2 separate regions of the Homo sapiens genome follow, and region 2 is linked to region 1. Evidence: chromatin contacts called from ENCODE Hi-C or POLR2A ChIA-PET data. All regions are on one chromosome and are shown on one strand. Each heading gives the region's core, a stretch centred on a gene start or an enhancer-like site at or near the end of the contact. The rest is flanking DNA. Distances are from core to core; before and after follow the strand shown.

Evidence for each region. A loop is a pair of places that touch in the nucleus more often than their neighbours do. ChIA-PET counts read pairs that join two places held with the same protein, here RNA polymerase II (POLR2A). Pooled maps may share reads with other maps.
Region 2: a map of CD8-positive, alpha-beta T cell shows a loop between it and region 1 (8-fold over the local background). The contact joins the promoter of FBXL5 here to the promoter of ZNF518B in region 1. A Hi-C loop is called at or near these places in 3 of 168 maps with a recorded cell type or tissue (CD4-positive, alpha-beta memory T cell, CD8-positive, alpha-beta T cell and naive thymus-derived CD4-positive, alpha-beta T cell) and 6 of 50 pooled maps. POLR2A ChIA-PET finds 5 or more read pairs at or near these places in 2 of 52 experiments (activated naive CD4-positive, alpha-beta T cell and naive thymus-derived CD4-positive, alpha-beta T cell).

Annotation. Positions count from the first base shown.
Region 1 is chr4:10,453,837-10,461,431 of GRCh38, forward strand. It overlaps ZNF518B (zinc finger protein 518B), which reads right to left and starts at 3,590. Exons shown (of 3, transcript NM_053042.3): 1 at 3,481-3,590; 2 at 969-1,152. RefSeq lists enhancers at 2,656-2,715, 2,698-3,513, 2,776-2,935 and silencers at 3,066-3,705, 7,516-7,595.
Region 2 is chr4:15,650,370-15,657,964 of GRCh38, forward strand. It overlaps FBXL5 (F-box and leucine rich repeat protein 5), which reads right to left and starts at 4,988. Exons shown (of 11, transcript NM_012161.4): 1 at 4,835-4,988. The coding sequence starts at 4,918. It also overlaps a transcript of FAM200B not described here. RefSeq lists silencers at 4,423-4,642, 4,673-4,742, 4,881-5,058, 4,983-5,092 and an enhancer at 5,393-5,512.

The DNA of each region.
Region 1 (7,595 bases), core at 2,340-4,839:
ACCTTGGTTGCATTAGGGCAATTGGCCTGTCATGTGCCCGGGATATTATTTTTTAAAGGAGGTCCCTGGGACAGCTGGTCACCCCACTGCACACCAGAATTACTTGGAAGCTTCAAAAATAATGATGTCCCCCACCACCCGCAAGACTCCACTGTAACTGGGGAAGAGGTGGGGATACTGGGATCTTTAAAAGCTTCCCAGGTGATTCTCATATGCAGCTATGCAGCCAAGGCTGCAAACCACCTGATACTACAGGTGCAGGTGCACTTGGGAATGGCAATAGTAATATCGACATCCTTGTACAAGATTTTATATTCTTGTGGGTGCCTGGAGGTGGGGTGAGGCCACCACCCCTGGGCTGTCATGGGGCAAACAGACAAGCAGACTCAGGGTTCCACCCTTGCCTAGCCCTGTGACCTTGGAAACACCAATGATGCTCTCTGTAAGATGTATAATGAGGTATCTACTTTGTAGATTCTTAGAAATTTGAATGTTCCTGGCACAGTGCCTGGCATAGTGTGAGTACAATGAGCACTGCCCAGGACTGTTTTATCCCCACACCTGCTGTGGGCTGCTGTTTTTAAGGAGTCTAACAGAAGATGGAGATAAGTAAATGGGTATGATAAGTAGAGTAGTGAATGTTCTATCAATGATCTGATCAGAGTGCTCTCCCAGAGGCTGGCTGCTTGTCAATCACGGAGCACCTTGGCCCAAGTCAGATGGAAAGAGTGCCTGCATGAGCAGGTTCCTATGTTACCTCGAAACTTCTCAAAGCCAGCCTTCAGTTATCTGCTTCTTCCCTGATTAACAGGTCTGGAGAAGCTATATGGCTTTTTGAAGATCACAGAGTTGGTGAACAGCTGCAACTGGGTCCAATCTTACATTCTTTGTTTTCTGCTACCCTGCTGTGTGAAGCTGTGAAATGAAGCCATAGTCAGTATCTGCTGCCACTTGAGCACTGTTCTTACTTCCTGCCTGTAGCCTTGGAGTTGCAGATGTAAGTCAAAACCGTGGCAAGTCCCATGGGCTCTTCCTTCTCTTTCAGGCCTTCTCTTCTCAGGCGTGGACTGCCATGAGTTTCACAACCTCAGGCCCTGGTGTAGGCTTCTACATCAGAACCCTGGGCGTCAGCAAGGCGCTGCACAAAGAGGCCTGCAACAGAAGCCAAACACTTGGGTTTAAGTCCTGGACCGGCACAGCCTTGGTTTCTCAGAGTGTTGAAGATAAGGGGAATGAGCCCCAGAAGTGGTTCTCAAGCAGGGGTGTATGGCAAAGTCACCCACGGAACTTAAAAAGGATTCCCAGGACTCACATGCAACCTAGCAGATCAGGTTACCATTTCCTAGGGTGGGGCTCAGGCATATGGTTTAAAATTCTCCCTAGTTGATTTTGATGCCTCCCCACCCTCACCCTATGATGACAATGTTTAGACTGGCTGATCTGTAGCTGCTTTCACTCCAAGGATGAATCCTGGAAATTGCAGTTAGCTGAGTTTGCATAACAAAGAAAATGCAGTAGACAGCAGGCAGTTTGAGAACAATCATGATTGGGGAAACCCTCCCTGGTAAGGATCTTGTTTATCATGATCAATAGCGAAGGGTTTGGCCAAGGAAGGCACTCAATAAGGTTCGTACTGGTTGAAAGAATGAGTGAATGAATGAATGAAAGAGCAGGCTTCACAGAGACAAAAATAAAATGTTCTTTGTTCTTCCTTTTGCACAAAAACTGGCCCCGATGCCCTTACTTAAAGGCAAATAAATCTCTAGAGATCTAAATGGATTTTTTTAATTGCCATTTTGCATTTTTAAGATCTTCAGATCGGGTATAATACATCAGAAAGGAGTCCCAATAAATAAAGGAATGCCATCCTTTGTCTGCTCTTTTCAAATTGCATTTGCAATGAATGTTATCAGCATAGCAAACTGTCTACGCAAAAAAGTGTTATTTTTGAAGGCTAAATTTGATCCAAGATGAAAGTAACTTTTAAAAATTGCATCCTAGTTAAAGATATCAATATCACACAATTTTAAAAAAGAACTATTTGTATTCTACTCAAAGAGACAACAGTATATAACATTGGTTTCTAAAACAATATTTTCTGAACCCTTGGCTGTGTACTGACATCATATGCTGGGCTGAACTTTGCATATGTGACTCAAGAGAGAGAAAAGAGATGTATTCCCATCCTCAGTCTCTGCTCTACTGTAGAAGAGTACTGCAAGCTTCTAGAGACCCAGGTTTGTCTTAATTCTTGGTGATTTCAAGTCTAAACTTAAGATGGTTTAAAGAGTCTAACACAACATTAGAGTTTAGCTACGTAGATTTGTACTTTTAAATAGGACATAATGCTCTGTAGTTTTTTTTTTTAATGTTACGTTGATAAATCGTTCATTATTACAATTTTTAAAGTCAGAGGTATTGTAACGGGATACATTAACTACCCAACTTATAAAGACTTAAGTGTTTTCTCCCGTTCGCTCTTTTGGCTTTTCCTTTCTGGTTAAGAAACTTTCATTCTTTTGAACCCTGCAATTTCTTGGCTTTACAGAGCCCCAAACCCCAAAGACACCAAGATAAGACGGGCAGGCCGGTATGGGGAGGTCCCACAATGACATCAGCATTTGGAACAATTCAAACCTTCACCATCTCTTCTCAACCTCCTATGTCCTCGCCCCCCGTAAAAGATGCGCAGGACCTCGATGGACGAGCCCACCCCTGACCCTCTCAAGGAAAGACAATGCCAGGCTGGTTTTCGAGTTTATTGTCGGCACGCTCCCCCGATGGCAGGCAGCATCCGAGGCGAGCGCGCCTGAGCCTGGGCGCTCGGAGGACGAGGCCAGGTGCATCGGGCGCATCGTCGTCTCCCAGGCGCGTCCCGCTCGCCGCGAGGGAAGGCCGGGGTTCTTCCAACCGAAGAAAACCAAAACCGTCAACGCTCAGCTCCGAGGCCCGCAGGAGGCTTTAAAAATGGCCTCCTGACGACACTTCCTGCTCGGCGCGGACGGTAGGAGCCCTCGGAGGAGGCATCCTTCATAACGCTGGGGGCGGGGAGCGCAGGCCGGGCCAGCGGCGCCACACGAACGGCCCCGCGGGACGCTGCCACCCCCGCCTCGGTCGCCCCGGCGCGTCGGCCGAGTCCGCGGGGTCGCGGCGCACAAAGGCGAGCTGGGGGCGCCGGGCCGGACCCCGACCCTAGGCCAGGCCCGCGTACCTGCTCAACGCGCGCCAAGCCGCGGCCCGGGCCCCCACCCCAGCCGGTGCCCCACGCCCACCAGCCGGAGCCCGCGTTCGGCCTACCCGGTGCCACTTGCCACGACGCCAGCCCTCAGCGCGGGCACGCGGGGCCGCGGCCGCTCGACCCGCCCCGGCCTGGCCCCGTCAGGCCCCCGCCCCGCGCGCCCCCACGACCCGGCCGCAGCTGGCGCTTCGGTCACGTACACGCGGATCCGGGGGCCCTCGCCCTCCCGCTCAGCTACTTACCCGGCAGGCCGGATTCGGGTGCCAGGTCCCGGCGAAGGGGCGTCTACACCGCCGGCCGCAGACCGCCGGCGCCGCGCCCGCTGTAGGTCCCTACCCGGGGGGCGGAGCCCGCGCCAGCCCCGCGCGTGCGCAATGTGAAGCGGCGGCGCGGCTCCAGCGAGGCCGGCGCCTGAGGTCTCTAAGGCTGCGCCCGCCCCCGCCGGGCTTCTAAGCTGTCCAGAGCGGGGAGCCTCAGACCCAGCCGAGCCCCACTTCTGGGCTTAGAGCTTGACCCAACACGTTCGCACCGTAGCGAGCGAGGTCCACATTTAGCCATGCCGCAGGCAAAAGAAGGATTCGGCTTCGGTCCTGGCCCAGTCTGCCATCCCGGGGCGCCTGCCTTGTACCGGGTCCCGCGGAGGGCGGCCTTGGCGCCTGCCTCCCTGGAGCCTGCAGTCCTGCAGTGGGTGAGTGAAAGCGAGAGAAGAGGAGCTCAGGTCCTCAGCCTCCAAACTCGTCTTCTTGGAGAGCTTCAGTGAAGGAGATGGCCTTGAAGTCCTGGGTACAAATCCTGACTCTCCCTACTCCTTTACATCTTAGCTGCTGGACCTTGGCGAGAAAGTCCCCTGACCTCTCTCAGTGTCTTCATTTCTGAAGACGGGGAAGGTCGTATGTGAGGCGCAAAGCCTCCTCTAGCAGTTGGGCGTTGCGAGGGTCAGAGGGGACAATGACTGTGGGAGTCTGGAGAGGGTGTGAGCTCATTTAATGCCAGAGTTTCTTTCCTGCCTCCTGGACTTCGGTGCTATTTTGGGCGAGCCAACTGCCCTCTAGATACACCTGCATCTACGGTCCGGAAGGAAGACATATTTAGAATAGAGCCTCTAAGAGGAAAGAAGAAGACCATATTGCCAGGTCCCGCACAATCAGTGACTCCCCACAAAGTGAAACAGCTCTCCAGCAGGGGCAGGTTGAGGCATGGGAGCAGCGTCACTGGGAAGTACAGTTTCTTCGGGATGAACAGCTAAAGTTTATTTCAAAGCTCTGGAGGCGGGGGCGGGGCAAGGCTGGTTTCCATCACCTTCCTGTTGGCGGCCAAAGGTCGGCGTGCACGGACAGCGGCCAGTATGCTGCACGGAGGAGATGTGGGCCTGGGCAGTACTGCCACACGGAGAAGCGGAGTTGAAGAAGACAGGCTCAGCCACAAGTCCAGCAGCTGGGCAAAACCTCCACCACTAAAGTATCAGGAGCTGGGCAGAGAAAATAGCAGCCCAGAGAGCAAATCCTTCTTCCTGCCCTAGGCTGCAGTGCTCCTAACCTCGGTCCTGATCAGGGAGCTGCTAGGGTCCTGGTTTTCTATCTCCTAGGGCTCAGAAAAGCTAAGGAACCTCTTCTCAGAAAAACACATTTATGTGCAGATAGCACCTATCAGAGAGAATATGCCAGAGAGTTCAAAGTCTCCCTCAAGAGTAGGGTCAAGTTGGGAAAGGCATTGAGAATCCAAACTAGGAGCCACTGCCTGAAAATCTCTAGTGGCAAACAGAGCCACATCAGGAAAAACTATTAATTCTAAGTATTGGAGAATCTGAGGTCTAGACATTAGAAAATTGTCCTAAACTTTATAAGGAGAGGCAACTCTCCTTATAACTTCTACTCATGCATCACAGTTCTGCCCTCTTAAGTCACACAGAATTGATGTAAGGTACCTGTGGGTCTCCTGGGAGTTTTTCTGAAGTGAGAACTGGTTATAAATCCCAGTTCGGCCACATAGAAGTTGTGAGCCTGTCTGAACCTCAGTTTCTCATGTAAAATTCAGTGAAAAATAGGTCCTTCCTCCCAAGGGGGTTGTCAACATTAAACAAGAGAAAGCAAGTCAGGACTTATCACAGTCCCTGGCAGATAGAAGTGACTGTTAACTTACTCTTCAGTAGCCCAAATTCAGGGAGATGAAATGCTTTGTGGAGTGTCTGGAAATGGAGTGTTTACAGCCTGAAAAAGGGTCAAGGAAAAATAGAAACTACTTCAGCAGAAACCTTTAAGGCTGATGTCCCTAAAAGTCTTTTGATGCTTGCAAATGTGAATCATCACACGTTCCCTACACGTCTGCCCTTCATGTCTTCTTCTCCACCCCCCAGCTTAGTTTGCCTAAATTCCGTGGATCACTTCTGTCACGAGTTGAATTATGTTTCCCAGAAAAATACGTTGAAGCGCTAATATCCCCCACCCCCAACTTATGGATATGACCTTATTTGGAAACACGGTCTTTACAGATGTAAGACAAGGTCATTAGGGTGGGCCCTTATCCAATGTGAATGGTGTCCTTACAAGGGACACCATTCTGTGTCTCTGTGAAGAGACGCAGAGAAGAAAATGCCATGAGAAGACATGGAGACACACAGGGAGAAGAAGCCATGGACAGAGGCCGAGATTGGAGTACACAGCCACAAACCAACGGCTGTTGGAAGATGGAAAAGGCAGGGAGGATCCTCCCCTAGAGGGTTCAGAGGGAGCATGGCCCTGTGGACCCCTTGATTTCAGACTTCTGAGCCGACAGAACTGTGAGACAATACATGTTTGTTTGGTACAGCCACCCTAAGAAATCAATGCACCCTCCTAGTTATGACTACCTAATGTAGGAGAGAAGAAGGAAGACATGAACCAGTCCTTGAGTATAAGATTTGGGAGCCAACGTTCATTCATTCACTCATGCATTCAACAAAACATGTATTGGGCTGGGCGCAGTAGCTCATGCCTGTAATCCTAGCACTTTGGGAGGCCGAGGCGGGCAGATCACCTGAGGTCAGGAGTTCAAGAACAGCCTGGCCAACATGGTGAAGCCCCGCCTCTACTAAAAATACAAAAATTAACTGGGCGTGGTGGCGGGCGCCTGTAATCCCAGCTACTCAGGAGGCTGAGGCACGAGAATTGCTTGAACCCAAGAGACGGAGGGTGTAGTGAGCCAAGAACGAGCCACTGCACTCCAGCATGGGCAACAGGGCAAGACTCTGTCTCAAAAAAAAAAAAAAAAAAACCAAAAAAAAAAAAACCGACCATGTATGAATGCCCATTCAGTGCAGGCACAGGCTGGTGCTGAGGCTAGAGGAATGACGAACAGGGTAAGGCTCAGCCCTCAGGGAACATTCATTTCTGGACCACGAGCCTTACAAATGCAATGACGGGGACTTGGGAGATGAGCTGTAAGCCACGAGTAGGAAGCTGCCACAAGAAGATGGAGAACAGGGGAGAGGAGAGCATGTACAAAGGCCCTGAGGTGGGCGCTTTTGAGGAAGAAAAGGAAAGGCAGTGTGGATTTAGATCATTCTAGGCGTCTACAGACTCTGATCTTAGAGAGCCCTTCATCAAATTCTGCCAGTGGGGAGCTTGGGGCTCAGAGGAAGGCCTCCACGAGCTTTCCATGATCATCCTTTCTCTTGCTCTGAACTTCCTTCCATGCTTCATTACCCACTTTTATATTCTCTCTGGCCTCTACCGCTCCCGAATATTATATGACTTGACAAAAACAGCACTGTCCATTGGAAAAGGGCCAGGTCTTTAACACCCAGGTCAGAGCACAGACATGTCAATCTCAGACACTTCAAAACTTTATGCATGGACAGGAGATCCCAGAAAGTGGCTTTTTTTTCTTCTAAAACATTTCAGAAGTTTTTAGTAACTTCCTTGAGCCACAGTTTGCACATCTGTAAAGGAGGGATAAAGGCCCCCCAAGCTCTGATAAGACAACCCCGGTTCTCAAGCTTACCTCGCCTCACAGTCCTGGGGTGCAGGAGGTTAAGGATGTAGAGCCCGAATCCCGAACTCATTTGCCATCCTTCCAGCTGTGTGGCCTTGGCCAAGTTACTGCCAGTCTCTGAGACGTTTTCTCAACTGCAAAACAGGAGTAACTGGAGCAACCTTTCGTGGAGGGTGCCAGGCGCTGGAGCGTGGCTAAGGCAGGGACCACGTCCCAGCCGCCCTTTCCCGCCCTGCGGCGCAGGCCCACTCTCTTGGCTCTCCTGGCCCGCACACTCAGCTCGGCCGCCGCGGCTGCCGCGGAAGCGCGCAGTGAGGCTAGTGGGGCCACGAGCGGCGCGCTGAGCATGCGCGCCCGATAGAGCCTCGAGATGCGCCGGGCCGCGCTG
Region 2 (7,595 bases), core at 3,738-6,237, 5.2 Mb after region 1:
ATTTCCCTCTCTTATCTGTGATGTACTCTAGTATTTACTTTTCGGTTTAAATTTTTAATGCTGTTTCGGACCCACAAAAGAGATTTATGACCTACTACTAATAGGTCACAGGACACATTTTGAAGAGCACTCTTCTACAGTAAAATATAAAGGTTCCTAGTGACCTATAAAGTTATATACTCTGATGCCTCACAAATTCAACAAAGAACTTATATATATAAAAGGACGCACATAATTAACAAATAGTAACATGATATCTTCCACATTTTAAAAGGATTTATAACTGACTTTCTTTTTTTTTTTTTTTTTTTTTTTTGAGACAGAGTCTCACTCTGTCGCCCAGGCTGGAGTGCAATCGCCAATTCCAGCAATTCTGCCTTAGCCTCCTGAGTAGCTGGGATTACAGGACCCCGCCACCATGCCCAGCTAATTTTTGTATTTTTAGTAGAGATGAGGTTTCACCATCTTGGCCAGGCTGGTCTTGAACTCCTGACCTCATGATCCACCTGCCTCGGCCTCCCAAAGTGCTGGGATACAGGCATGAGCCACTGCACCCAACCTATAACTGACTTTCTGTCTCAGACATTCTACAGTGATAAATCAAGTATTACAGCCTGGTTTCAAACTGATTCTCAAAAGTGGTATGTCACTTAAAGACGATACAGTACATTCAAAAATAGATAAGAAAACGGCATAACAAAAACACATATATTATTCCCCCAAATACATTTTTACTTTGTCTACTCACTCAGACAATGCTTTAATTTAATCAAGGGAGACTTATACTCAGTGAAGAAACCTTAGTAAGTAGCTGATCAAATTTACAGATGGAAAAAATGATGACCCACAGGTAAACTGTTTTGCATAAAATCATAGAGCTACCAATAAGTAGCAGAACTAGTAAGGTAATGCAAAACCCATGGGCTTCCGAAGGGGAAAAAAAATCCTAAGATTAAAATTCAGGCTCTACTAATTACTAATTGAATGAGTTGGGTAAGTTACTTAACCACTAAGACTGTTTCCTCAACTTTAAATGAAGGATAATATTTGGCTTAAGTAGTTCGTGAAGATTAAAAGAAACAATGTAGACATGTAGTAAGAACTCATTAAATTCCCTTTTCCTTCTTCCACAGGTCTCAATTCAATATTTTCTCCACTAAGCCAATCTTCTCAAATGCCAGTCAATAAATTGTTACAGGTATGCAGAAAAATGGCGGAGGGGGGAAGGAAAACTGACAATAAAGCTATACTCACTCATTTTTTAAAAAAGGATATATTCAAATTACTCTAAGCTTCTTCCCACTTAAGAGTTTTGGGTCATAAAATGTCCTATCTGTATAAATAAATGTATAAATAAATTCTTTCATAAAAGTAAACAGCACTTTTAATACCCTTACCTGAAAAATTTGGGCACACCTTAAGGCCTCCACCACTTGAGTTTTTAATAACTGGTTTATATATAAGCCTGGGAATCTCTGAACTAACCACATCCTGACAACCACAGCCTACTCTTCTCTCAGAAATCAATTCAAAGAGACCACTCCTGACACTTTAATGTGGAGCTGACCGTGTAACTCCCTTTGCTCCCACTATACCCTATTTGGATTTCCATCCTAGCATAGATGTTATTACATACTGGACTGTAAACTTTTTGAGACTAGAGACCACATGTCACATTGCCAACGTCTTTCTGTAGTACAAGCTACTACAGAGTAGACGGTAGAAACTCCAATGCTCACTGACAGAATTAATGGAGTTAACCTTGGAGAACTGGAGAAAAGACTGAGAAATTGAAGTAAAATGGAAAAAGGATGTCATTCAATATAAATATTTACTAACATCATCCCAGTCTGAAAGGTCAGTGAATTAGCAGGAGATTTCTTAGCAGATTGTTCCCAAAAAAGTAAGAAACTACTATGATTTAATATAAAGAAAATTAAACTAGGAATCCTAACAATGACTTGGGTTTCCATCTGAATCTACCACTAGCTGCTTATGTAACCTTGGCCTAGCTAATCTAGGCCTCTAAGTCCCCAGCTATAAAACAGAAATACCTTGTCTTTACATAACTCAAAGCACTGTTGTCTGGATAACAAAGGTGAAAAACCTTTCCATAAAACTTTTTACAGATGTAAAAAGAAATCCATGGGCAAAGTATTAAATCGGGTATTGTACAGCAATATTTAAAATGGTCTAAGACATACATCTGTCAGCTTTTGAAAATTTATTTTCTCATCCTATTCACCTTTATACCTAAAAAATAAGTAGACTAACATAACTTTGGAATACATTATACTAACTGGCTTAAGCATATAAGTGGTTTACTTGATGCTAGTAAATAAATGGATGCTTCTAAAATACATTCTACTTGAGAAGTTCAATATTGAAAATAGTAACTGACTTCTTGATAATAACTGGGCATTCAGAGCCCAAATTTGTACAGTGAAATAACTATTTTGTACCTTTTTAGTCTGAGCATAAAAACTAGTTCTCATTTTATATAGTTTTATTGTAAACTGTTTGGTTGGATATCCTTGGTCTATACAACCAAAGGATGGCAAAACGTGAGATGATAAATGGATAAAAACAAACAAGGTACTCTTCCTTTAATTCCTTTAAGATTACTGAACCATTACAAAATACTTATTTTCCACTCTAGCTCCCAAAGGACATCCTAAGAGAGATTTCCATTGGCTATCAGTATCAAGAAGAAATCCAGATGTAAAATTCCTATGCATTTTTTTTTCCCTAAATCGCCTCAGTTTCAGTTCAGAAAATTGGACTTTTAATCTTCGTGATAAACGTATACAACAATCTCATTAACTATATCTAATTAATTCAGAATTAGTAATAATTTTGACTTACACCATGTCAAATTGAAAATGCTTTATTAAACTAGTTATGCAAGTGGGAACATTACTGAAAAGACTCTTGGCTCAGATATCTTGTAAAAAAGCAACTGCATTTTCAAAATTTGTTCAAATACTCTCAACCACCAGGAAGAGACAGAAAAAGAGCGACTAACTTCTTGAAAATTTTAAAATAAGGCTGCTTAGCCTTAGTCTGCAAGTAAATTAAATTGTGATTCTTTATTTTGGGAGGTCACAATCATCTGGAAATCGATGAAAGCTACAAACACCCTAGGAAAATGGACACACGCACAAAATTTTCCATATAATTTCAGGTGATCCTAGGCTACCTCTCCACAGTCTAAAGTGGAGAGAAAACCTTGGATTCTGTTAGTCTTCACTTCCACTTTCGATTTTTGAGACCATTTTTTTTTTCTTTCCTGCTATTAAAGAATGGTGTCTGAATGAACGATATTCAAAAGCCAGAGAGGATAAAAACACTATAATACTGCTAAGTAAAAAATTCAGGGATATACCCTCTTGCTTAATGGCTTAACCATTCCTCATGCTTCTCCTAGATGAGTGGTTCTCACCCTCAGCTGCATACTGCACTCAAATGGAGAGCTTTAATCATTTATACCTGATGTCTGGGTGAAATCCTAATTTTAGTGACCTAGACATCAGGACTTCTAATAGTTTTTAGTTTAAGGCTAATAAGCAACCAAGGTTGCAAACCATTGTCCTAGACAGTCCTGGTGTTTCCAACTCATGTGAACTGGGTGTTTCTAAATTTTCAGAATGGAGGGAGGGAGAAGATGGAGTGCTAAGATTTGAAATTCAACGTCACTGCTTTAAATTGCTGGTCTTGAGTGTGGCCTAACAGTGAATACCCTGGGCATCCTCCAATCGCCTGGCTGAGCTATGAAACACCCCTCTTTTCTGTAGACAATGGTTCTGCATAATGCTATGCAATTTCTGAGAATTCCTAAAAGTTGATTTCTATGCTTAAACAGTAGTCATTTGAATGCTTTATTTAGTTGGATCATTTCCACAAGAAACGGGACTGCCTGAGGTTTGCAGATATCCATGACTTTCCCCAACATAAACTGACAAATACGTGGAATGTTAATATTGTTTTAAAATCACTAGCAAAGGGCCCTGAACCATCTCCACAAAAGTGCCTCTTCAGCTTATGCTGCACCAATTATGGGCCCAAAATGGTTCTCACAGTTAAACCAACTTTTCCTGAGGCCCCCTTTATTCGAGCTCATATAAAGAAATCCAAGAGAGAATTGCTGTCTTATAACAAAATCTACATCCAGTAAGTGTTCAGGGCAATAAAAGTTGCAAGGAAAACGATAACGACACATGAAGAGTGAAGGTTCTTCAGTTCTAAACTTGGCTTTTCTCCCAAATCAAACCAGTGAAGAAAGCCGGGGGTAAAAGGAACCGGGTAGCTGGGAGACGCTGCAGTTCCAGCCAGGAAGCCAGCGAGAGGTGCAGAGGATGGGTGGGTGTCTGCACGGAGAGCCCCGAACAGGCCCGGGGGAGTGACGGGGGACGGGAACAACTACTCGGTGCAGATGGGAGTCCACCGCAGGTGGCCGGCCGGGGCACCCAGGGCTTCGAGGAGGTAGGGCCGCTCTCCTTAGAGGCAGCAGCGGGAGTCCCAGCGCGGCGGTGGGGCCGGCCCGAGGGCGGCCAGTGACGCCGGTAGCGCCCCTCCTCAGCCGCCAGGCCCTCGGCAGGGGACGCCGCCCGCCCCGAGAGCACGTCCGAGGCGGCGGCCAGGCCGGCTCTGCGAAGGCCTCGCAGCGGGCGGGCAGGCTGCGGGAGCGGGCGGCGCTGACAGCTGCGCAGGCGGCTACTCGCGCGGCGACGGCACGGGGCTGCGGGCGCGGCGCAGGCCAGGCCGCCCCAAGAACCCAGCCCGCTCCCCATCGCCGCCCGCACCGCCCACAGCGGGAGGCTCAGCGCTCCGTTACCTTGTCGCAGTAGAGCCCCACCAGCTGCTTCATCCGCCAGTGTGGGGCGGTGAAGACGTCCACTTCTTCAGGAAAGGGCGCCATCGCCACTGCCTCAGCCTCCGCCTCAGCAGCCGCGGCCGCCGCCTCTCCATAGACACCCTCGCCGCGGGGCAGAGGCGGCGCGCCCCCTTGCGCATGCGCCCGCCCCGTCGGCGCGCGCGCCCGGTCGGCTTGGCCGGCGGGGACGCGGGGGCGCGCAGGCCGCCGCCATGCGATCCCTGCGGCCCACGTGACCGGGCGCGCGCAGAGGCTCGCGGCTTCTGCCTCCCGCCCCCACTCTTTTCGTTTTTTGTCGTCTTCATAAGCCGCAGAAGGAACCCAAACCTTTTCCCTGTTTCTTTCACTACATGAAAGCACAGTAGCTGAGGGTAGGGGAAAGTCGTTGCAGTGGCGCTCTCGGCGCTTCTCCCGTTGCTGCCCTGCCCACCACGGCCTTGAGGAGAGGCAGCCAAGCACAATGGCCGCGGTCAGGGCCGCGAGCTCTGCTTGTGCCCACGCCCCGACGCCTGCTTGGCCTGGGTGACCAATGCTTCTGGCCAGGACCTCCGGAGCTGCCCTTCGCCTCCCTGCGATTGGCCCGTGCCAGATTTTTCCTGGGGCCGAGCGCAGACCACCCCGGCCGCCACTCAAAGGCCGGGCCTGGCTCCCACCCAGCGGTTGGTGAACCAGAGCTGCGGGCTCTGAGAGCTTCGGTCCCGGGCGGCAGCCCACAGCGGGCGCGGGGCCTGGGTGCGAGGGGCGGGGCAGAGACCGCGAGAGAGAGTTCTCGTGAAATTCGGGAGACTCAACGTGGGGGAAAAACAGTATCTGGGGATCCAGGTGCGGAAATGCACCTCAAGTGCAGGAACGCGGGTCAGGGATAGGCCCGACGGGCCTTGGGGGTGGGGAGAAGGGTGAATAATGGAAGGTTGGTGCGGGAAAGAACCTTGGTACAAATCCCGCCATTTTAAGCGGAGGTTCGGAGAGAAAACAAGGTCACTAACCCAGGAAAATGTCTGCCTCTTTCCCATAAATCGCCTGGCCCTGGCCACAGACCTCCTGGAGACTCTGTTCTCTGCTCACGCCGGTCAGTCTTAGATTGGTTGGCTGGAGTACTGCTGGACAGATAGAGAAATAGGAGAAAACAGGGAAGCCTGAGAACCTTGGGAGGAATTGTTATTTGCTTAATGGCCAGAACCTCCAGGAGGGCAAGAACCAGATATGCTGTGTTCACCCTTGTTCTCTATTATCTATCACAGTTGCAAGACAACATGGGGATCAGTAAATAGTCAACAAATAATGGAGTAGAAGAAGGTGAGAAAGAACTTTGCAGTGGAATGCACCCTATTTAGTTCTAATCTTATATTACTATATGCTATTATAGACAGTGTGAACAGTGGTTAAACCACAGACTCTGGAAGTTAAGATTCCTGGTTTTGCCAGACACTAGCTATACAACCGTTAACAAGCTATATGACTTCTTTATGCCTCAGTTTGCTCTGACATGAAATGAAGCTAATAATACCTACCTCAGAATCTTTATGAGGATTTATATATTTGAAGCACTTATAACAGTACCGTCTGTAAGCTAGTAATACTTTTTTAAAGCAACTCTATGAGGTAGTGCTGCAGGAAATTAAGTCTTCAAGACATTCTAGTAGTTGCCTAGGGTCCCACAAATTAGTAAGTCAAAAATCTGTCATATAAATCTGGATCTGACAGTACCCCCAGAGTCATTGCATTAGTTGGGATACAGAGATGGCTTATTCACAGTCTGTCTTAAGAAGCAGGAATAAGGCTTAAGAAATAGAATAATAATAAAATATTTGATAAAGATTAATTTCTCTCTTCCTCCTTCTCCCTTTCACCCCGTTTCTCGTTCTTTTGCCAGGACTTTGCCTCTATATTTTTTAATAACCTCCAGAGAGCATTTTCTTATTTACCCTCTATTTCTTTACCTCATACTAATCTTTCACTCCAGCTATCTTGGAATGCAGAATCAGACCTCAGGTGAACCAGTTATATAGAGAAATGAGCTCCATGAGAACATGCACTTTGTTTTATCCTCAGCACTTAGAATGATGTCTGTCATAAAGTGAGTATTCAGTAAATATGTTGGAAAAAAGAATGAGGGTAGTTCATAGCACTGTGTAATTTCCTCATTTTTACTAATGTTTAATATGCTATGTTGTCTTGTCCAATCAACTGTTTGTGTCTGTGCTGTTCACTAGTGTATCCATCTGTAGAACCAGACACATTAAAAAGGTATTTGGCAACAACAACAAAAAAAGTCCATCCACACAGTTTCACTGTAACCCAGATTTGAAGCTCTATAATCAGCTGAAAAGTAGTAACAGCCACTTTGGACACTGGCCATTTCAAGGAATTTGTTTTAGATGACAAAATGAAAGAAAGTGATTTTAAAAATAATCCCTGTGAGTAATTTTTCCCATGGAAAGCTATTAACATTAGCTCCATATGCTGAATTATGTAGCAATTAATCACCTGATATATCCAAAATAAATGACTGACTTTACTGAACTTTAGCTCTAAAGAGGTCATTGATCAGTGTAGTATCATTACCATAGGTTACTGCAACTACAGCAGATTTGGGAGGGTTATTAAGACCAAGGTTGTCACTTTACCTCTCTGTGAGACCTTTTTGGATGTATGACAGCAGATAATTCCAACAGACCATCTAGCAATTGACCACCACAAGAAGTCTGAATAAGGCATGTGA